Linked DNA regions of Homo sapiens: all the other regions are linked to region 1. A link is a loop called in an ENCODE intact Hi-C map of the cell type or tissue named here. Cell type or tissue: OCI-LY7. All regions are shown on one strand. Each heading gives the region's core, and the rest is flanking DNA. Links, peaks and the distances in the headings are about the cores only.

Region 1 (7,676 bases), core at 1,281-5,280:
GGAAAGTTACCAAGGCCCAGTGGGAAAAGCAGACAAAACACTCCAAGAATACGAGATATAAAACATCATCATCAGTAGAGATGGGATGACCTAGGAGGTCATGCTGATGAGGGCATGTCAGACCAAAAGACATTTGGGTCTTGAGGGTTGAATAGGAGTTTGTCTGGTGAGTCTTGCCCAGTCCCATAGTAGGTGTTCCATAAATAAACAGTGACTAAACTGAGGTAGAGTCACAGAAGAAAATTTCAGCCTAAGGGAAATGAGAATGTATGGTGTGTTCAAGAATAGAGAAGGCACAGGCTATGGTTTAGCTAAGGTAGGGAGTATGTGAGCAAAAAAGCAGGAAAATAGGTTGAGGTCAAGTTAGGCAAAGATCTTGAACACCACAGTCAGGGGTCTTGGCTTTATTAATGGCCTCTGCAGAGCCAAGACGGGGGTGAGGGTGAGGGTGACAAATAAGAGCTGGGTTTAGAAAGGTGGCTTGACTTGCAAAGCAAGTGACACAAAGCTGAAGGCAGGAGACCAGGGAGGAGGCCAGAGCATCCCCATCTTCCCTCACCAACCGAGCCCTGCCCTCCATTTGCCCTTCAACCATCTTCCTGGTAGAGATGTTCTCAAGCTCACACCCCTGAAGACCTTACACTCCAGCTATTCTGGCGAAGGACACAGTGCCCACAGCTGCCCACTATCAGAAGATGCCCTCAGCCAAGACCTTTCAGGGAAACGTTCATGTCTCCATGCAAGTCCCCAGTTGACAAATGGAATTGGGCTCAGAGACAAGTTCAAGCCATAAATTGGGAACCCTGAGAGCACAGTGACTTCTGGAATTCCAGGAAAATAACACTGAGCACTTAAAGCATGCAGGCCTTTCCTCTCCCTCACTCCCCAAAGGCACCCCCTTCCCGTCTGCTCAATCCAAGGATCCAGGCTAGTGGATTTCTTTCCAAATGCAGGCTGTGATGTTCTGTGTCATGTACACTGGAGAATTCCTCCACGGCTCTGTGACTTACCCAGCCGGGTCCCAAGCTGTGCTCTGACCTCACCAGCCTGGCAGAGAGGTTGCCGATGCTGCCAACACTGCCCTGACCGTCTGCCTGGCAGCTGGGGCCACACTTAGGCAGCTGCCCCAGCATGCACTAAAATTAGGTGGCCCATTAGACCCAGGACATGGTGATCACAGGCACATTGCCAGCACTGGCTCAGAGGATCATTCCTCCTAGCCCAGGACTCAAGCCAGGGCAGAACAAGAGTGGCCCAGCATCTCCTCTTAGGCCCAGGGAAACTGAGGTCTGGAGAAGGGTAGGGACCACCAAAGAAGTGTAAACTTTGATTCTTGTTTATTTATTCAATAATATTTCCTGAGGCTGAAAAGTAATATAGTAGAAACTGAAAATATATTCCATGAAGAGGTCAGGGAATTAAACAATCAGAACCCCACCATCTGAGCTAACTCACTTACATTCTGCTGTGTTTTATACAACAGAAAACATACTTTACAGACAATTTATAAAATATTTCTTTCTCCTACTTAGCATCATTTTTGCAAATCATAAAACATTCTTTATATACATTAATTGAGTCAATTTATAGTATTCCATTTTATTGAGATGCCATAATTAATGTAATAAAAATTTCCTACTGTTGAACATTTAACCTGTTCCTTGTTTTGCTATTATAAATAACACTGCAGTGAACATCCAGGTGCATGAATCTTTGTCCCCATCTATGACGATTTCCTCAGGATAGATTTTAGCCAATGGAATAAATGGGTCACCAAGAGAAGCATATTGTAAGGCCCTGATACAGATTGCCTGCTGCTCCCCAAAAAGCCAAACCACAGGCTAGCTTTTGATAGCAACCTCACACACCTCTGCCTGCACTGGCCGTGGCTCCTTACAGCCACAGTCTGCTCATTCCTGGGATAATTTCTCTCCCAAGGAATCCAGTGTCTATAAAGCCTGCCTGTCTAGCACTGCAACCACATGAATCTCTTCAGTGCAAGTCTGCCCCATGGTTCCTTTCCCCTAAACTAGCCAAAGCATCCAAGAGATACAGGGAGGAATCAAGTCCCAGGCCCCAGGGACTCAGACGTGCTGCTACTCCAGTGTATGTGAGGCTTAAATTAGGGGTCAATGTGAAACCCATTGATCACATCCTTTGAATAGCCCCAAAGACCTCTCCTACATCTCCACCTTTCCCCCGGTTCACCCTGCTGTACACACACCCAGGAAATGATCCCCTTGAGGGGTGCTATCCCTCCCCAGCAAGGTTAACTGATGACCCAAATTATGACAACAGACCTAAGCCATCAACCCATAAAGCAACTTGGCCAAGAATCGAATTGCCTTTGCATGTCCCAGCAGAGAAACTAAACTCCAGGCTCAGTGTAAATAAGCTGTCTCTGGTCCGACGTCAGCCCCTCTTGCCGGCAAGTTATGGATGGCACTGCGTATCACCCATCATAAATACAGCCCCTTGGCTAAACAAAGCCGACAGCTTTGTGCCAATAACCTTTGAACCACTCAAGCCCAGTGTCAATTGTATTTGTCTTCAAGCTAGGTTTACTCGAGACTGTTTGCTAAATCAGGGCTCATCTGCGGAGATAATTCAAATATATTACAGGCACCAGGCAGACACAAGGGCTTCCCCCACCTGGCCTCACAGGGGTCACCACCACAGCAGCCTGCACATCCCCTAACCACTCAGCAAGTTATTCTGGGAAAGAATAAGAAACAAGGGGCAAAAAGAGACACTGAGGCCAGGATCATAACCTTGGATCTGCCACCAGCTCTCTGCGCAACCCCAGTGAAGTCACCAGACCACGTGAAGCCTCTGTTTGCTCCTGAATGCAGGGAGAACCTAGTCTTCTAAATCACAGAGAACTTATTTTTGGAGGCCTATTCACAAGCAAAATCGGCCTGCATGAAGGAATCAGCTCTGGAAGTGCAGAAATGCAGAATGAGTTCCCACCTCGTGCAAGAGATGGATGTGCCCAGAGCAAAACCAAGTCCTGCTGGGCTGAAGAGCAGCCAATGTGAAAACAATCTTACCTGACTCTGGTGGGGCAAGGGGGGAGGTTCTAAATAGATATGGTGTAATACATAGATACCTTTTAACAAAAAGCGCTATAAAAAAAAAAGGGGAAGCCACTCTGTGGTCAAGGCAGGTGCAGTTACCATGGCCACCGAGGCTGAGCTAATTTGTACAATTTGCATTTCCTGAGTGCCTGCTGCATGCCAAGCACTGGGTGCTGCCAGAGAGACAGGGACTCAGGCAAGGCTCATGCTCCCACAGCCAGGGACCCCCACCCCACACCCATTCTGACCACCCCACCCACCCATCTTCAAAATCTGGGGCCCTCTCGCCCAGGACTCTGAGTCCCCAGTGCTTCTCACCATTTGGGGAGCTTTGCCAAACCCAGTCACGAGCCTCTCACCTGCTAGGATCCCAAACGACCCCCAGGACGTGGGACCAAGACCCAGGGAAATACCCCACTTTGCTTCGTCTCATGACCATGAAGCTGTGGGTTTGATAGTTCAGGAGGTTAGGGTAGGAGGACTAGGGAGTCAAAAGCTGTGTTTAGATTACGTCCCATGAGCTGCTCTTGAAAATGAATGAGAAGAAACTCCACAAAAAAACTCTGTCAAGAATGGAAGGGCCAAAGAGTGAACACAGCTGTCAAGAGAGGCTCCAGGCAAGCTGGCCCCAGGCACCCAGCACCTATGAGCATCAGCTCCTCTTATCTGTAAAATGGGAATCACATGTTTTGCCCAAGGAGTCACTGCAAAGATCAGACAAAATGGGAACCATCAAAGCCTTCCACATCCTGAAACACGCAGGAGGGATTATTGCTGTTATGGTTATAAGGCTGTGCTTCTTGCACCCAGTCAGGAGGCAAGAGATTCGAGTTCTGCCTCTGGTTCCACTTCAGGAAAGTGTCCCCCACCACCCCTGGGCATCACTAGAATAATGAGAGACTTGCACAAGGCAATCTCTAAAGTCTGTTCAGCTCTGATGCCATAGGATTGATTCTGTGATGTGGGTTAACTACAGAGGCCAGCCCATGGCAAGGTGTCCCCTCAGAGGTCAGCCCACCCCCCACCCCCCACCAATATGATGGGAGGATGCCGGCAAGACCAGGGTCGTTGTCACTCACGTTTGGGAGCCTCACGCCTCTCTGGGATGCCGGACCCCTCCAGCTTCCACGTCTCATCTCAGCTGGCACCTGGAAGACGGGAGAAAAAGGTCACCATGCTCCATGCCTGGACCATCTCTTTATCATCCACATACCTGGAAGCAGGAAGACAGCAAGGCAGCAGTGCCTGTGCTGAGAATGAAGGCAGAAGACATTTATAAATGACCCTCTTAGCTGTTTACGAGACACCTTCTGAGAGAAAGCAGAGGAGGAGAAATAAACTTGAAGTAGGGAGACCTGGCGGGCGTCGCGATACGCTTTGATAAGCCAGCTGCGCCAGCATTTCTTCTCCATTTTTATGACCACCTTTACGGCCCTGTGTTTGGGACTCTTTATCAGGGGCCGGAAGGAGAGCATGAGCAAGATCGAAGGCAAAGAGCCTTCCCCAGCAACTCCACAAGCAGATACAACCTCATCTGGAGATCAAGATAACCCCAGTTTTACTCCCAGTCCAGGCGGCCATCCCCCAGACACCCATATCTGAGGTGGACAAGAAATTCCTGAGCACGGCAATAAATCTGCAGATCCAAGCCCTCCTGGAAGCCCTGACTGAGCCAAAGCCACATGGAAACAAAACCAGGGCTGGGGCTGGGACTGAGGTTCTCCTGAGACCACTTAGCAGCCCTCATCGGTACACTCTGGAGCCCTTGTCCCACAGCCCACTGAAGTTGGAAAGAGCGTTTCAGGGCTCCCTCCCCAAGCAGGGTTTGGGGTCACAGCCAGGTTGGAGCTAGGACTCTGCCATCCCCACTCCCCTGAACTTGCCAGGATTGTGAAAAGGCTGAAAGCACCAGGGCAGGAAGCTCTTGCATCAGCCAACCTAAGTCTGAATCCCAATTCTTCCCCTTGCTGCCTGAGGCAGTAACTCCCTCTGGGCCTTAGGTTTTCTCATCTGTAAAATGGCCCATGCAACAGTACCTAACCTTGCACGATGGGACACACAGAAGGAACTCAGCCAATAGGAGCATTACATTGGATGACTCGACAAAGTAGCCAAGAGGCCAGAACTCACCACTTGTTTTCACAAACTGGCTGGGCCCTGGAAGCCTGAAACCTTCATACCAGCCTCATCTGAATGACGGTGGCCCTAACCCCTGCCCTACATATGTGACAAACCATACTGGGCTCCTAACATGTCATTGTGCTTGGGGGAAAGGAGAGTGCTTCAGAGATGGAGAAAGTCATAGTCCTGACTCCCAAAAAGCCTGTGACCAAAAATAAGCCTACAAAGGCAGGACATGCTAAATACAAAACTCCAGGATCATGGCAAGAGAACAGGAGAGTAGATATAATCACGGTCAGGGAGGGAGGCCGGAGAAGGCTTCTCAGAAGAGAGGTATCTGGGCAGGGCCTGAACAGGTGAATAGGAGTTTGCCAAAAGGAAGAGAAGGAAGAGGAGGAGAAAGCCATTCCCTGCAGTTAGTTAGGCTGATACTGGGTCCTTGGTGAGTCCCATGGAGAGGAGGCAGAGATGTCTGGGAAAGGGCAGCAGAGGGTGCACACAAATGGTGGACCGGCATCCAATTACCAAGAACCTTGAATGTAGGCTGGGCAAGCTCAGTCTCATGTTGAAGGTGTTGATCTGGAGTCTGGGATTGGTAAAGTTGTGGGACAAGGCAGCCACATCAATGTAGATCGCTTTGGGGAAACTGCGTTTGGATCACAGCAGAGGGGAGCGTTCCAGGGTGGCTGGCGAGGAGGCCAGAGAGCGGGCGGGAATGTTTTGCCTGAGGTATCAGCCGTGTGGACTCCAAGGTTGGGGTAAATCACAGCTGCCCCAGGTGGCTGGATCATTGCTCTCACCGCCTGCGCGCCCCTGCGCCAGCTCTGCTGGCAACCATGAGGCTGGGGACAGACGCCCGAGTGCGGCCCTGGCTGCTCCACGGTTCTCCGGTGGCACAGCGGGCTCTGCAACGCGCCGCTCTGGACCTGCGCGCGAGCACCTGCTGCTGGGCCACCCGGCACCTCGCGCGGAAGAGTGAGGCGGCGCGTAGTGAGCTCCGCGCCTCTACGCGCCCTCGCTGTCCCCAAGTGGTCAGAACCCTTGCAGGCAAAACCCACACGCGTCCTCCTCGCTGGGCACAGTTCGGGCCCTCTGTGCCCAGGCTCTGTGAGATGTGCTCGCGGCCCGCGATCGGCCTGTCGGTCCCAGCAGCCATGCCGGGATGGGCTCCAGCGAGGCTCAGGGCGCTCTCCCCCTGCCGCGCCACTCTTGATCTCCCCCTTCCATCGCCCTAGCCCCTCGCCCTCCTGCCCTTCCCAGGTCCCGAGACAGCTCCTGGTGTGCCATGAGGGCATGCCCGTCGCCCCACAAGCAGAACCTCAAACTGCCTAATTATTTACATTTTTAAACGTTTTATTTTGAAATAATATAAATTCACGGGAGTTGCCCCATATTTCCTTACCTGAAATAATATAGATTCACCCAGTTTTTCCTAGTGGCTACATCTTATTAGCACAATAGCCAAACCAGGAAATTGATCGGTATAAAGTGTGCATATAGTTCCATGTCATTTTATCACATATGTAAACTCATGAGATCACCACCGAAATCCAGACACTGAATCACCCCATCAACACCAAGATCTCCCCACTGCTCTCCTGACAGACACACTCACCCCCTCTCTTCCCACCCGTCCCAGCTCCTGGCCCAATCTGTTTTCCACATTGAAATGTCCATCATTTTGAGGGTGTTACATAAATGAAGTCGGACAGTATGTGCCCTTTTGAGATTGGCTTTTTTTCACTCAACATAATGCCCTTGAGACTTGGCCAAAAGGAATCAACTGTTCATTCCATTTTATTTCTGGGTAGTGTTCCATAGTATGGACGTACCAGTTTGTTTAACCATTCATCTATTGTAGGACATTTTAGTTGTTTCCAGCTTTGGGCCATCACAAATAAAACTGCTATAAAAACTCAGGTACCTGTCAGGAAGCCGAGCATCTGCCCCATTTTTAAACTATTCACATTTCTCCAAAATGTCTTTTTTTAAGTGGTTTGTGTTTATGATTTAATTATGTTTACATATTTAGACCCACTTCCTCCCAAAAGGCTTTGAGATGACCTTTTCTTAAGTACATAGCATAAAGCAAAAAAAATATCAAATCAAAATGGAGAACAGAGAATGAACTCAAGAGATCTAGCCTCAGACACACACTGGTGAAAAGGTCCATACCTAAATGAAGGTGGCTGGGGAAGTGGGGACCTTTTCTTCTCTCTTTCCACTCTCCACCCATCCCAGGCCCACCAGAGAGTGGAAGGCAAAACAGAAGTGTGAGCAGGAAGCAGGGAACTCAGACGTATGGACCCAGAACCCAGCAACAAGCTCCACAAAGGCCCCAGCCTGCATTCCTCTGTCCTCCAGGAGGGAGGGCCAGTCACCAGCCTTCCCATAAAGCAGTTCCCACACACACTGGCAGCCCCTCTTCCCCTGCTTGTAGGCTAGGGTGTGGGTGGCTAAAGAGGGTTTCCCCATTGC
Region 2 (7,676 bases), core at 1,539-5,538, 120 kb before region 1:
CTGGGGCCTTGCGCATCTAAAACAGAACTCATCCACCCATGTGCAAGTATCCTTCCCTCCCCGCACCCACTCTAACGAGAACTCGATGCCAGCCCATCCCTGCCTCCGTGATGCACTCAAGAGCCTGGTAGGCAGGACAGGGGAGGATGGAGCTGCAGAAGGGCTGAGTTGAGAGACAGGGTCCACCCACATAATCAAGTCCTGGAAAGGGGGCAGGAGAAGAGAAAAGGAAAAGCTGGATGTGGGGAGAGACCCTAAGGGCCGTGGGTGGCCAAGACCTGCACTGGCCAGGGCTCAAGAGTGCTGCTGGGGCACAGGACAGGGATGCCCAACCTTCAGCCTTCTTTCAGAAGACAATAAAGGGTCAGCTTTCTAATTACTTCTGGCTGCCTGAGTGTGCAGAGACTGGGCCATGAGGGGCCCTGGGGCTAGGAGGATGACACACCCTTGTCTTTGTCCATGCTCTCAACACTCCTGTAAGGCAGATTTTTGTCTCCATTAAACAGATGAGAAAACTGAGGTTCAGAAAGATTAAATGACTTGCCTGAGGTTACACAGACAGTCAGAGCCAGAGCCAGGCCTCCCTCCAGATCTGCTGTCTTCTGAGCCTGTGCTGCTAACCATGTCATGCTCAGAAAGTGGCATCACCGCGCGGCATCACTGCTTTACTCTAGAACATGGGGGTGAAGACGTGCCCACTGAGTGACTCCTGCCACTTCTTGAGGAAATGTGGTCTCACCTCAGCAAATGGGGTCCTGAGCCCCTACAGAGTGTCGGGGTGCCAGGCCCCATGGGGACACACACAGGAAGGATAGGCCGGCTGAAGGAGCCCCTCATCCTGCAGTCCTTTGCCAGCAGAACCAGCACCAACACAAGGGAGTGTGTGGGGTAGTGACAACCACCAGCACCAAGGGTGGTGCCCTGAGCCAGGAGAGCTGCACTCGGCCTAAGAGAGCTAGGAAAGCTAGGGAGGCTTCTCAGAGGTGGTGATCTATGGCCACCTGGGAGGATGAGCAGGACTTAAATAAAAGAGACAGGGACCTGGGTAGAGGAAGTGAGATAAGCACAGGTGTGGAGGTGTGGGGGCACCAGTGTCCCCTGGGGAGGAGGGCAGACAGCGGGACCCGTGGATGTAGTGGGTGTGCAGGCTGAGATGTGGGACATGAGGCTGACTCCACAGGGCCTGTGTGCCTGGGTGAGAAGTCGGGACATCTTTCCAGAGGCACCAGAGAGGGATCTGGTGGTGGTGAGAGAAGCAGCACTGGGCAGGGACCTGCCTTCCTCCCCCAAGATGAAGTCTCCCCAGATAGCAAGGGTGCCTTGGGCTCTCTCTCACCTGAGGCTCTCAGGCCCTACTGGAGGAGGAAGGTGCAGAACATGGAGCTTCTGAACCAAGAGAAATGGTCTTCCTAGCCTTCTGAGGGATGCATTCCAAAGCGAATCGAGATTGTATGTTTCAGAGTAAAGAGAAGGGTGGTTAGGCTCCCCTGACCACCACCTCACCACCTCCCATGGACCCTGCCCTACCTGCCATGCCTGGCCCATGGAGAGAAGCTCCATGATGCCACTGGCAGCACCCACAGGTGGGCCAACACTGCAGCTTCCTCAACGCTGCCCTGCCTGGTGCCCTGGGGGGCTCCCTCCTAGGCGGTCCACCTCCTGTGCACCCTCACAGAGCTGGCTTTCCCTGAGAAGTGTACCAGGTCTGCCAGAGGCCACTCGTCAGCCTGCTGCTGACATCCAGGCCTTTCCCTATGCTCTCCGCTCTGCCGTGACCACATGCCCTTTCCCCCATACCCTCCATTCCCTGCTTCTTCAGGTCTCAAGCCAGATGTGCCTTCCTCCCAGAAGCCTTCCCCAAGCGGCCCTCCTCCGCATGCCCACAGCCTCAGTGCAGTCATCAGTCACCAATGCCTGTCCCAGTCAGTCATCCCCATGGGACTGTGACCACCTGAGGGCAGAGGCTGGTGTGTCCTCTTCACCTAGGCTATATCCCCAGTTCCTGGGCCAGGCTCTGGCCCATAGTTACTGCTTGATAAGGACCACCCGAAAGAAGGATTCCCACAGCCCAAACTTTCTCAGACACCATTCCCTAACCTCTGGACTGAAGGACTCCATCCCATCGCCCAACTAGACTGTTGTCCCTCTAGGTACCAGTCCCACCATCCCCTCGGCTTGGCACTTGCTCAAGCCTCTGAGAAGAACCCATTGTGTGCCAGCCCATCCCTGCCTCCATGATGCACTCCAGAGCCCGGTAGGCAGGACAGGGGAAGGATGGAGCTGGAGAAGGGCTGGGTTGAGAGGCTGGCACTCACTGGAACCTCTAAATGGACTTCCCCGCTCTAGCATGCACCCCACCCAGACAGCACTGGCTCCCTGTCCCTGAGGAAGAAGCCAGCAGGGACTGGAGGTCCAGAGCTCTCCCACCCTGCTGCCTGGCTCTTCTCACCACCAGCCCAAGGCCTTTCCTTTGCCTCCCAGGTCACTGGGCCCAGCGCAGGCAGCTGGCTCCCTCACGCCCTATGATGCCTTTGGCTCAGCCAGGCCATGGCTCCCAGGCCCTCCTCAGGCAGATACACTTGGTCCCTGTACCTCCCTGGGCCTCAATCCCTCATATGTAAAATGGATTCAGCACCTGAGAGATCTGGCAGGAACCTGAGGGGCTTTTTGACACATTGGTCCCCTCCCCTGTTCCTTTAGAAACTTAGGGCAGGCCCAGGGAACATATGCAGAAGGGGAAAGGAATTGTTTTCCTCTGACTTAGCTCAGTACTAACTTTCTAGAAGGCTATTTAGCTAAAAGTATCAGAAGCTTAAAAAACACAGACACCTGGGCCAGTCATGGTGGCTCACGCCTGTAATCCCAGCACTTTGGGAGGCCGAGGTGGGAGGATCACAAGGTCAGGAGTTTGAGACCAGCCTGGACAATATGGTGAAACCCTGTCTCTACTAAAAATACAAAAAAATTAGCTGGGCATGGCAACGCACACCTGTAATCCCAGCTACTCGGGAGGTTGAGGCATGAGAATCATTTGAACCCAGGAGGCAGAGGTTGCAGTGAGCCAAGATCGCGCCACTGCACTCCAGCCTGGACGATAGAGCAAGACTCTGTCTCAAAAAAGAAAAAAAAAAAAAACAAAACATAAAATAAAACAAAACAAAAAACACAGACACCCTTTAACCCCAAAATTCAACTTCCAAACTTTTCTCTTAGAGAAAAGTACACCAAAATGCTGGAACAAAGATGTTAGTTACAATGTAGTTGTGAGGGCTAACACTCAGAAATAACCTATATATCCAAATACAGGAGTGTGGTTTTGAAAACTATAGTATATTCATACCACAGGCCAACATTCCTACCATGCAACCATCACAAATGATGGTGTCAGGGTAAAAGGCCACCATGATATATTATTAAGCAAAGAGAACAAGTTTAAAAAAATGGATCATACTATTTTGTAAGAAAAAGTAACACATATATTTATAGGGGAAAAAACTTCAAAATGTTGACAGTGGTTACCTCTACTTTTCCCGGTTTTTCTAATATTAATATATATTACTTGTGCAGAATAACACTTTTAAAACAATTGTTCATTGATAAAGCCACTGGTTAGATGTCAAAATAGGAAAACCCTAATAATAATCCCAGCCCCACCCCGCCCCCACCTCGCAACATACATACACAGGAGTTGGCACTGAGGCATATACCTAGGTGTATGCATACACTTCCTCTCACCCACCCAGCCAAGCCAACTCACCAGCCATCGGCCCAAGGCTTATTTTAATCCTCAACTGAAATTATTACAACTAAGCAATACAATCCACTGCACTCCAGAACAGATTCCAAGTAGCCACCAGCCTATGTCCTCTACAGGCAGTACCCAGCAACTCCCTGCAGGAGGTGGTAGTAAGACAGCTGCGCTCTGGAGAATGACCACCGACCTCAAGCTCCCAGGGAGCACCAGAGACACGCAATGGTAGGAATTAGCCATGGCTGTGAACCAGCCAGCCAGCAACATCATCGACCTATCAATTGCAGTGATAATTCTCTTAGGAGCTGATGCCTTCATCCATCACACTGAGGTCCCATAAGCACCCCTTTGGGTCTTCCTCATTCTCAGGGTATGGGGATGGGGCATAGGTGGGTGTTGGCCCAGACTGCTGGTCCAGCCAAGCCCATAAACAAGGCAGGAAAAGGACGGTGTGACATAATGCCAACTCCATGCCAGGCATGATGTTTGGCACCAGACACACTAACAGGCCTCAGAGCAGTTTGGCAAGGAAGATGTGGGACTCCAGGATCCTCATCTGTAAACTGGGCATGACTTTCCCAAGGTCACACAACTAAAAGGAGGCAGAGCTAAGATTTGAACTCTGATCCTCCTGCCTCTTCCATGAGCCCATACTTCCAACATGACAGGGCTGACTCAGTTCCCTGGTCTCATGACCCACACCCCCAGGACCTTCAGGAAGTCCACGGCACCGGAATCAAAGCTGGGCGAAGCACATAAACACGGGGCCGATTCCTCTCCCCAACCCCTCCCTTGCTCTTAACACAGAAGAGGCTGGGGCTGCCCCTCTGCCATCGTGTGCTGAAGAATATAACATGAACCAGAAGAAAATATCAAGAAAGCACTCACCTGGCCCGGAGGCTGCGGGTCACCTGGTTCCATCACAGCACAGAGGCCTTGTCTGAACTATCCAGAGGCAGCTTGGGGGCTGCTGTAGAGGCCTTGGCTGATGTTATTAGGGTGGACCTGAGCAGGTGGTGCTGGGGGAGACAGGAGAGAGAAAAGAGGGACTCACTGTACAGGTCTCCACTGCCGAAAGAACAAAGCAAAATATTTTCATTCATGAGTTCATCCAGCCTAAACACGCACCTAATCCCTAGGAACTGACAGTGCAAAACAGCTCCCAGGAAGAAGAGACACAATGCTCAGTTCAAAGGAGGAAGGGCTGGGCAATCACTTATCACCTGGTGACCATCTGTGGAGTCAAGGAGCTGCCTGGGCTTAACAAATCCAGGCCAGCCAGAGAGGCCAGCTGCTTAAATGACAAGGGCCCAGAGTGTCACCTCTTGGTCTGACCACCATCCTGCCCCTGTGACTGGACCCCAGGGCAGAGGGAAGGGGCGCTTTCTGCTTGGTTGCTGGGTGCAGCTTCACTGGAAAGCACAAAACGAACTGTGAATTTTCTCTGGGTACAAATGATATGCTCAGTTTGGGTGCTTTAGCTTCATAAAATTTGGCACCACTAGGAAGAGAAGTATGCTAGGAAGAGAAGGGCAGGGCTGCAAAAATCTAAAGGATTCAGACATTGTTCCTGCTGAGTTCGAGGGGAGAGGCCCCCCTCCCCCAACCAGGAAAATGCCTGCCTGGTACCACCTTGATGCACAATTAGTTTCTCAAGGGGCTGCCTTGCTAGACCAGATATTTTTCTTGAAAATATCCATCCAAATATGAGCCATGGGGATTTCTTTTTTTTCTTTCTTTTCTTTTGGTCTACTAGAAGTCCCTAAGGGCAGTCATGTCTCCCAGAAGAGATTACAAATTTTGGATTGTGTAAACACTCTCTGCCCAGAAAGCACCTATGGAGATCTTCGTTATTCCAGCCAACCTGCCTTCAAAAGGTAGAGAACCTGGCCAGCTCTGCCAGAAAAGCCTCCAGAACCAGCCTTTGAGGCTAGGAGTGCCCCAAGCCTGCTTCCTTGAACCCTCAGCCAGCCTTGCATGGGGAGGCAGGGATGTTTGATCATTGTCTCTGCCAGGCTGGTGCTGAACACAGCTTTGCAGAGCCCCTGCCTCCCTCTTTTCCCCCTTCTCCATGGTCTCCAAGGGCATCCAAAGACCCTTTCTGGCAGAGCCCAGGAGTGTGCTTGAGCAGAATGTACATCTTTGCCCATGTGTGTGGCCCCCTCACAGCTGCTGCTCTGCACTTTCTCCTCGGCCAACAGCTTCCCACGGAAAGACAAGGAGGATCCCAAAGAACTCTCAGGTGTCTACATGCAACTGAGCCCCAATGTTCACTGCACCACCAGCTGCCAGGCTGGATGCCATACCTTTCACATGCTCTGTGCTAATAATCCTCACTCAGCAAGGTAAAGTCCCACTTTACAGATGCGAAAACTGAAGTTCAGAAAGGTAAAACAACTGCCTTTCATAGGTAGTAAATGGGAGTGTCAGGACACAGCCCAGGGCTCCAAAAGACACTTGAACAGAGAGACAAGACCCAGGCAAGCCCAGAATCTGCTTTCTCCAAGGACGTCCTACTTGGCAGCCATCTGTTCTGAGACTTCAGGAGAAGATCAGCAGCCCTTAGGAAAGAGATTTTCAGTGTCAGTGATGGTAGAGTGAAAGCTAAACATGGATCTGAACCACAAAAGATCCTGAATAACCAAAGCAATCCTGAGGTGGGGGCAGTGGGCAGGGAGCTGTAGGCATCACACTACTGACTTTAAAATGTACAACAAAGCTATAGCCACCAAAACAGCATAATATTGGCATAAAAACACACAGACCAATGGAACACAATAGAGAGCCCAGAAATCCTTGCATCTATAGCCAAATGATTTTTGACAAAGGTGCAAAAACACACATTGGGGAAAGGACAGTCTCTTCAATTAATGGTGCTGGGACAACTGGTCGTCCACAAGCAGAAGAATGAAATTAGGTCCTTATCTCATATACAAAAATCATCCCAAAATGGATTAAAGACTTAAATGTAAGACCCAAAACCATGAAACTACTGGAAGAAAACATTAGGAGAAATGCTTCCTGATGTTGGACTGGGCAAGGATTTTTTTTTTCGATAAAACCTCAAGAGCACAGGCAACAAAAGCAAAAATAGACAAATGGGATTACATCAAACTAAAAAACTTCTACAAAGCGAAAACAGACAACAGAGCAAAGAGACAGTCTACACAGTGGAAGAAAATATTTGCAAACTATTCATCTAACAAGGGTTAATAACCAGACTATATAAGGAACTCGACTCAATAAAGCAAAACAATCCAATTTTAAAATGGGCAAAGGAAATGCGTTAATAGACATTTCTCAAAAGAAGACATACAAAATGGCTAACAGGTATGTGACAAAATGCTCAACATCATTGATCATCAGAGAATCATTAATTCATCAAATCAAAGCAATGATGAGATACCACCTCACTCAAATTAGAATGGCTACTATCAAAAAGACAAAAGACAACAAGTGTCAGCCAAGATATGGAGCAAAGGGAACCCTAACACACTGTTGGTCAACATATAAATTAGTACAGTCACTATGGACAACAGTATGGAAGTTCCTCAAAAATAAAAAACAGAACTACCATATGATCCAGCAATCCCACTGCTGGTTACATATCTAAAGGAAAAGAAATCAGTTTGTCAAAGAGGTATCTGCACTCCCATGTTGATTGCAGCACTATTCTCAGTAACCGATGTAAAGAATCAACCTAAGTATCCAATGATAAATAAATGGATAAAGAAAATGTGGTATATACACACAATGGAATACGAGCCAGCCATTCAAAAGATTGAAATCCTATCATCTGTGACAACATGGATGAACCTGAAAGACTCAATGTTAAGTGAAATAAACCAGACACAGAAAGGCAAATACTACATGATCTCTCTCATATGCAGAATCTGAAAGAGTTAATCTCACAGAGAAGAGAGTA
Region 3 (7,676 bases), core at 1,539-5,538, 140 kb before region 1:
AGTTCTTCTAAAAGTATTTGTTCCTATGCTCTTGAATCTCATTTGAGGTCAAGATGCAATTTCAATTCAAGCTAATAACAAGGGCTCTGAGAGTGGTGTTCTGCTTGCTGGAGTCAAAGCAATGCTCAGCTGTCTATGCTGAGATCAGGTAGAGAAGAAAAGCAGGGCTGAACTTTATCTCTAAAATGAGGGTGACCTAGAGCATGGCCTCTTGTGGGGATTAAGTGGCTAATAGCAATGACACTCAATGGTCAGAGCACATGCTAAGTGATTGCTTGACAACGAGTGACCCAGTTGACTGTTGTGAAGTCCATTTTGCCTTCTTTCCTCTCCAGATAAATACCATGATGAATTCCCCAACTGATAATCACAGAGAATTCCAGTGTTTTACAAAAAACAGTCTTATCACCCCCAAATCCAAAGTGCCACTATAGCCTCATCACCTCTCGGCTTTGTGAACCAGGAAAGCATCAAGGTCTTCCTGAACAGCTCAGCCTCACAACCAAGAATGTTCCCACTTAAAAGACCTTCCAACACCACATTTTCTTTTCACTGGCCCCCGGAATATGTTATCTTGGGAGAGGGAAAGTTAAAACAAATGAACTCGCAGCAGCTGGGGAGGAAGACTGAGAATGACTCAGGAGTCATTCTCCCTCCAGACAGGGTAATTTCCTACCCAGTCATAGGCAAGGTTGAGAGCTGAGCTGCATCTTAAAGCTGCCTGGGGTGAGAGACAGGAGTTTAGTGATGTAAAGAATAACTGCTAATAAAGTACTTTCTCTCTTTATTTGCTACAATTCTGTGAAAGTCTCTCAGTTCCAGATGCATAAAACTGGAGAAGCGGTCCACAGCTCAATCACCCACCTTCTCTTCCAAAGAATCCACAAGTACTAGAGGGACAGCATCAGCAACACGCCGGGCGGAATCACTCGGGGGCCTTGGAAGACCTGTTCTATTTGCTTCTGAAGGTGAGAGAGTGGAGGACCCCAGAGAGTCTTTCCTCCCATGGAAAATTCTCATGACTGAGCAGCTTTAAGCTCTTTGGAGCCCTACGGGGCTGAGAGGGCTACTTACAAGAGAGGTTGCCCAGACTCTCCCAAGGCAGTTGCATAGCCTGATTTTAGAATAATATGTGGCCACAAAAAGAAGTCAGTCTGCTGGGATTCCTCTGGAGAGCCTGAGAAGGGGGACAGGGCAGCCAGCTGGCTGGCAGCCACTCCAAGCACAAAGGTGGGAGCCAGCTGTGCCAGGTGTGTTTAAAGTTCATCTTACCTTTGGTCCCCCAATACCTGTGTGATGGATGGCATTGTGGGAAGGTGTATTCAGCCAGTAATGCATTTCTGTCAGAGTGGCTGGAAATAAAAGGGAGATGATGGGAGGGGGGCTGCTTTTGTGCTCGGGGTAAATAACCAGTCGGCTAGGGTTTTTCTTCTTCTTCTATTCATGTTCATGGGGCCAGGAGGGACTAAAAGTTTACTGACTTTCCTAACATTCCTTCTTCTCCATAAAAATGTAAGTCCAGGGTAGGTAGGATTCCTCTCCCTCCTTGGCTGGCCAGCCTCAGAGATTTCAGTGAGCCACTCGCAGTCCCTGAATGCGCAGACCTGGCATAACAAGAAGATTTCTGACTACGGGGCATTTCTCCGTACAGAACGGCTGGCTCTAAAGGCAGTCGGCACCCAGGAGAAAACATGCCAAATAATTTTTTCTACATTAAATTATGAGGTGAGCTGAAAAAACACAACTAAATCACCCCTAGTCCAGGGCTTGCATGAGCCCCTTGACTAAGAAAATAACTTTTCAGGACTAGGTTCTGAGCAGCCATTTGGCCAAATACCAGAGTCTCTTTCTATGATCTCAGAGACCAGGAGGTAAGAACATTTTGGCCTCAGATAAGCCAGGAGACAATCACCTAAAAACAGACATCCTTGGGCTTTGACAGCCAACTCCCTCTATAGGGGAGAGAGAAGGTGTCTGGGTTAGATACCCATGGGTCCTGCTGCTACCAGCTGAAGGCCCCATGGGAACTGCTTGACCTGTGCTGGTAAAATGAGGGTGCAAGGGCAGTCCAGCCATGCTGGACGCGCAGCATGGAGCACGGATGCCCTGCTGCACCCAGACGCCAAGTATCATGCTTGCACATGCTGCAGGCAGGCGTGGCCAAGCAGGACACAGCCTTTGTGTATAAAACCACCACAGAACGAGAAAACATTGCGTCTGAAATGGGGCCAAGGCTCCTCCATTGACAAACATCTACTGTGATTCCCAGCCCCTTCTGAAAAGGCCTAGGGGAAAGTCATGGCTCCAGGCCCCCTTCCCCAAGACAGGAATGAGAGTATCACCACACACAGCCTCTCCCCTCAGTGCTACTGAGCCCCATGTGACATCCTCACAGGCCAAATCCATTCACAAAACTCAGTCCCCTCAGGACATAGATATCTAGTTTTGCCCCCATGGTTTAGAAATATAGCTGCTATACTACCTTCTACCCAAAACCCAAAACAGCCACCAAGAGCCCCACTTTGCTGGAGACTTCCTGATAGGGTTGTTTGTGTGGGTAGATTCAAGCCTGTTTGTGGTGGATACCTAGGAACCCAGCCCCTGGGAACAGAATGGCTAATCCATGATATTTGAGGGTGGTCCATGACTTCCAATGAAAAGGCATGGCACCGTCCTTGGATCTGAAGCTCCTCAAACCTTCTTCCTGACTTCCGGCGGAAGCCCCTGTGCTGCTCTTGGGAAGTAGAGCCTGCTCCCAAGCTGAACAAGCGGGTTTATACCCCGCTTGCCCCACTGTACCCCGCCAAGCAGGGCACGCCAGCAGAACTGTCCAGAGGAAGCCATGGCGCAGCCTGGCTCCCGCTAAGGCTCTCCCACCGCACTGTCGCAGGAGAGCCCGGGACGGCCTGGCTCCTGCTCTCAGAGATACCCTCAGCAGGTCGGCCAGCCCAGGACGTGGAGCGCACAAGTCATGAATTCCAGGCAAGCCACTGAAGCGTGGCTTCTCCCCGTAGCGTCAGCACCACCGGCGGCCAACAGGTGGCAGGAGAGCTTCGGGGAGCGCGCACCTGAGGCCCGCGGCTGGGTCTCAGGCTGCAGCGGCAGAGGCCGAGGTCTCCCTCTCGCTGCGACCCACGGGGGAAGACAGAGCCTGCCGGGGCTAGGAAGAGAAGGCGCAGAACGGCGTGCGGGAGCGAGCTAGCGGGGCCTCTACTTTGCGCCGCAAGCCGCGAAGCAGCTCCTGGCCGCCAGCCCCGCAGCTGCCCCCTCAGGCCTCCCTGGCTGCGTGCAGACCCGTCGCGGGACCTGGCCGGGAGCCGACCTCGACTCCACCCCCGGGGCTGGCACCCCCACCCCCGCAGACCCCAGGCCAGGGCCAGACCATCTGGGCTGTTCTGGGTCCCGCGACGGGGTTTTGAATTACTTCTAAATCATGTCCTTTGCTCCTAAAGAGCAAGCAGGCAGTGGCCGATGGAGGTGAGAGAGACAGCCCAGAGATACGGGGTCGTGGCCGTCATCGGCACCCCTTGTTGGCTTCCTGCTACAAGCCGTGATGATAAAATTACGGTTTTTGTGAAAACCAGAATGGTAACAGAGGAATTTTTCCTTTTTATAAATAACTAACATTTCCTACCACCAAATTCCAAAACTGCCAGAGGGAACCCCTTCCGCAACGCCACAGCACTTTGTTCTGCATTGCCCCACACTACACAGGCAGCGAAAGGAATCCATCAGGTTTAATTTGTTCTGCTCTGGTCAGAACTGAGGTCTCTAGAAGCCTCGCATATACTTTACCATTTTAAGTTTGAGAACCCTAAACTAATGATGTGAAACTAATGTAGTGTAACACCAAGTGCCCTCTCTGCCAGTAGGAAATAATTTCTGCAGCGCTTCTAAAAACCAAACCAAACCAAACAAATAAATCAAATGATTTTACAATGTGGAAAAGCCATGAGCGAGCCGGCTGGGCCGTGGCTCTGTTTGGGGGAAGCAGGCGGTTTGAGAGGCTCAGCGACTCAGCCGCGAGCAGTTTTCCTGGGCTGGGGTGTCTGCAGCTGGGAGCGGCATTCGAGCTCTGGCCCAGCAGGCCTCGGGAAAACAATCTGGGCCACAAATTCAACATGACAGTTTTAACAAATACGATTTCAACTTTTATATTTGGATTTAGGAAGGAGATGATGGCCTTACCCCGGAATCACTATTAAATAATAAGCTTATAACATATTTGCTGACGGCAATATAGACCCTGCTTCAAATTAACTTTAAAATGTGCTGCCGATACATACGGCTTATACTTAGAAAGAAAACAAAGCTGGTGACCGGGCAGATTGAGTCAAGAGGCAAATGTACAGAAATGTACACAGAGTTGATCAGAGTTTTTGCTACCTGAACAGCCAAAGGAGGCTTTAAAATTCAAGTTAGTTCTTTAAAGACTTATAATAATAATTTTCCCCCAACTGATTAGAATATCAGTCTTTAAACATTTAAAGCAAGCTCAAGTTCTGACCATTTCAGCTTCTCAGAAGTGTAGACATTTTTTAATGCATTTACTTTATTGTGAAATTGCAATATTTGTTAATGAAAGAGAATTGGTTGCATCTGTCTATTTTACAGGTTTTTAATATCCACTAGTCATTTGACCAATGTAGAAAGCAAATAAATATTTTCCCCTCATGTCATTTTTTTAATTTCCCAGAAACAAGTGTTCCTTTATTATCTGTGACCTACTCAAATGAGAATTATTTTTAAAGAGTTGCAGGTTTCTATACCTGCTGGAGTGTTTAGAGCCCAAAGCACTGTATTTCTCTAGAACATTTTTGTTGAGCTTTAACACAGTCTTACCTGCATATCTTATATTACTTGGAATTGGGTAACATACATCACTTTGGAAAAGATAAACAGGCTACTATAAAAGACAGGAAATAAATAACTCATAAGGTCACCTTTGGTTGAAGCAATCTTATTCTAGTACTAGAAAATATTCGTTTATTTTTTTAAAAAATACAAATAAAGGAGCAAACCTGAAAGAATTAACTAAAGATTCAAATAATACAACTGTCTGTTGCCTTGTGTCCATGTGGGGTTTCACACAAAATTGGGTTTGAGTTTATTGGAGAAATTAAGGTTATTTGAATCAACACTGAGACGTAGGTCTACAAATCATTTATCACTCACTCATTCACTAGCAGAAAAGCATCTATGGGACCCTTTTGTATGGGAAGGCTTGCGTTTCTGAGAGCAGAGGCACAAAAGAGAAGCCTTCGTTGTTGGTTAAAAATGATTACAGCTAATACCTGACCGTGGCCGATTTTCCTGTCGTTCACCACTTTAACATCGGAAACATGTGATCGGCCCTCCAGATGCCCATTATTAATTGCATGCCCTTTGATGTCTGAACATCGATGGAATCTACAAAAGCATTAACGTAAGAAAATATGCCTCCTGAAAAATTCCCAAGTCACTGACTGGTGATCGGCGCATGTTCCCATTCGTTTGCTCACCTTCAGTGGCACTGTGAAAATAGCCCCAAACCCCAGACATTTTGCCACGAGTTTGGGCAAAAAAAAATTTCAAGACTTGTTTACAGTTTCTACTTCAAGTGGGGGAAAAAATGGCACATTTGCACATTCAAGAAGTATCTGTGTAATTTAAGATAACACATTTCTAAAATGCTTAAGGTTCAGGAATTTGCATGAACATAATTATAAAGAAAGAAAGAGAGGAGAGATAAAACAACAGTTAAACAGTTCCACTGGACAAGTGAATAAAGGCACCTCATTATAAATATCTCCACTTCGCTATGTTTATTTTCTCCCAAGAGACAACTTTATTTTTTAAAGCCTTATCATGAAGGAAATCGCTGACTATAGGTAAATTTCTTTTCTCAGGCGGAACTCAAAGATATTGTTATAACATGTTTTCTTGTGTGCAATTTCAAAACAAATAGACTTTTGTTTTTACAAACCATTTATTTGGGGAGGTTTATTTGAAGAAAAATTTTCCTCTGCAAAGAAAAATTTATAAAAAGCTACATGTGCAGATTACTTGACCCACTGCCTATCATAACATCTTTACACATCTCAAGGATTTAACATAGTGAAAGGAAAAGAGTAAAGAGGGTTTGAAGGGTAGCCCAGCACGGCTTGCATGGATGGCTGCTTTCCTATGCAGAGCTCAGAAACACATCCATCCCAGAAATATTTGTTTATCATGAAAAAATATTTGAGCCACTCATACTGAATTCTTTCACATTTTTGGGCAAGGTCTTTTTGCCATCTGGAATTAGGTATGTTAGTGAAGCTTATATTTTCAAATATTAGATTTTCTATCATTGTCTGAAATTCTCTCAAAGTATTGAATTGAACAGTCTTACCTTACCAAAAATAGAGGTAGAGTGCAGCAACTAAAAATAATAATGTTTAAAGAAAAAAAAAATCTCTTCCAAAGAGTGAAGCTGAAAAAAGTATCACAGTGTACATCTTTCTAAGAGTTAAATAACCTCCGACAGAGCTACAATAAAACTGATCGGCATTCGCTATCTGAAATGATGTGCAATTAAAAGCTAAGTAAATATTTAAAACAATCTTCCTTGCTCAAAAGAAGAATTGGAAAATTAAACATTTACAGCCAGAAATCTTGGAATCTCAATTTTTATACTTTGCAAGGGTACAAAATAAATGTGGAGATGCAGTTACCAATTCTTGAAAGATTCCCTCTGCAAACAATATCATGGCTTCTACGTGTGTGCAAGCCCCGCAAACATAATGATGCATTAGCTAAACATAAACCCTCTCCGAATTCCTGGTAAATCTAAATATGTACGAAATTAAAATGGAAACAAGGAACAAGTCTAGTGTTAGTCCTTTCAAAATACTAATTTAATAACTCTCCAAGAAATAGAGTGTTTTAGGAAAGGCAACCCAGATGTCAGCATATAAAATCAAGCTATAAAGCACCCTTCAAGTATATTTCAATCATTTTTAAATATTTACATTTAATAAGGACAAGTTTTTATGGCAAGAAGAGGTAATTACACTTATCATTCATGGAAAAATGTACTTTTAATGGCTTGTATATTGATTTGCAAAGGTGAAATAGTAACCTAAAATATGTAATTGTCTTTTTTTCCCTTCTGTTCAGCAATTTGCTGCTCTGGCAAAGCAAAATATGAAATGCTAGATGTGCCGCTGTTAGCGGCGGTGAGGCCGGTGTTGAAAATATTCACTTACACACATTGTTCCCTCTTTTCTCCACGTCTCCTATTATGCTAAACTGAAACCCCAAGTATCTGTGCTTTGGGGGATAATTAGAAGAATCTTATCGGGCTTTTATAGCCCTTCCTAATGAGGCTATTTATTTGGCAAACATTAGCCAGCCGAAGGATTAGTATCACCTTGATATGGACCTTATTGAAGCTGCTACCCTCTTGCCTGCTCTGCACAAAAGCCTATCTTATCAGCAGAATAGGCTCAGTGCAGGCAAGTCATGGCTTCTGAAAATTCACCAGGGGTCAGCCTTCATTAGTCAGAAGTTCTGACCAGAAGCTGAGGCAAATTCAGGTTTGGCCACTTTGAGGCCAGTAAACCCAATCAATTCAGTGTGGTGGGTTGCTGGGAAGATGGGGAGGGGCAGGAGCCCAGCAATCATCTGGGTGAGTCTTGGGAGAAATATCACCA

The links. Hi-C counts contacts between places; a loop is a spot of excess contacts. Peaks named below come from ENCODE experiments on the same cell type or tissue, not always from the same donor. Only the 100,000 strongest peaks of a DNase experiment are listed, where the experiment ranks them.
Region 2: it touches region 1 in a loop (2.3-fold over the local background); 4 of 110 quality-filtered maps call a loop at or near these places.
Region 3: a loop joins it to region 1, with 5 times the contacts of the local background. A loop is called at or near these places in 12 of 110 quality-filtered maps.

Annotation. Positions count from the first base shown.
Region 1 is chr5:135,049,003-135,056,678 of GRCh38, reverse strand. PITX1-AS1 (PITX1 antisense RNA 1) reads right to left here. Exons shown (of 6, transcript NR_161235.1): 2 at 4,157-4,225. Among named protein-coding and RNA genes, the nearest start is that of EPIST, 13 kb to the right of the region's middle. RefSeq lists enhancers at 3,109-3,168, 5,616-6,200, 7,380-7,676. In OCI-LY7, for the core only: no CTCF peak of the experiment used is centred there; DNase peaks (open chromatin) are centred at 2,558, 3,148, 3,634, 5,028 and 2 weaker places; H3K4me3 peaks cover 3,066 bases; H3K27ac peaks cover 4,000 bases.
Region 2 is chr5:135,171,136-135,178,811 of GRCh38, reverse strand. PITX1-AS1 (PITX1 antisense RNA 1) reads right to left here. Exons shown (of 6, transcript NR_161235.1): 3 at 4,640-4,770. Among named protein-coding and RNA genes, the nearest start is that of LINC02900, 73 kb to the left of the region's middle. RefSeq lists a silencer at 4,947-5,105. In OCI-LY7, for the core only: a CTCF peak has its summit at 3,913; no DNase peak of the experiment used is centred there.
Region 3 is chr5:135,186,900-135,194,575 of GRCh38, reverse strand. All of the region lies in intron 3 of PITX1-AS1 (PITX1 antisense RNA 1), which reads right to left. Among named protein-coding and RNA genes, the nearest start is that of LINC02900, 57 kb to the left of the region's middle. RefSeq lists a silencer at 3,156-3,335. In OCI-LY7, for the core only: CTCF peaks have their summits at 2,848 and 3,052 (motif pointing right); a DNase peak (open chromatin) is centred at 3,095; H3K4me3 peaks cover 980 bases.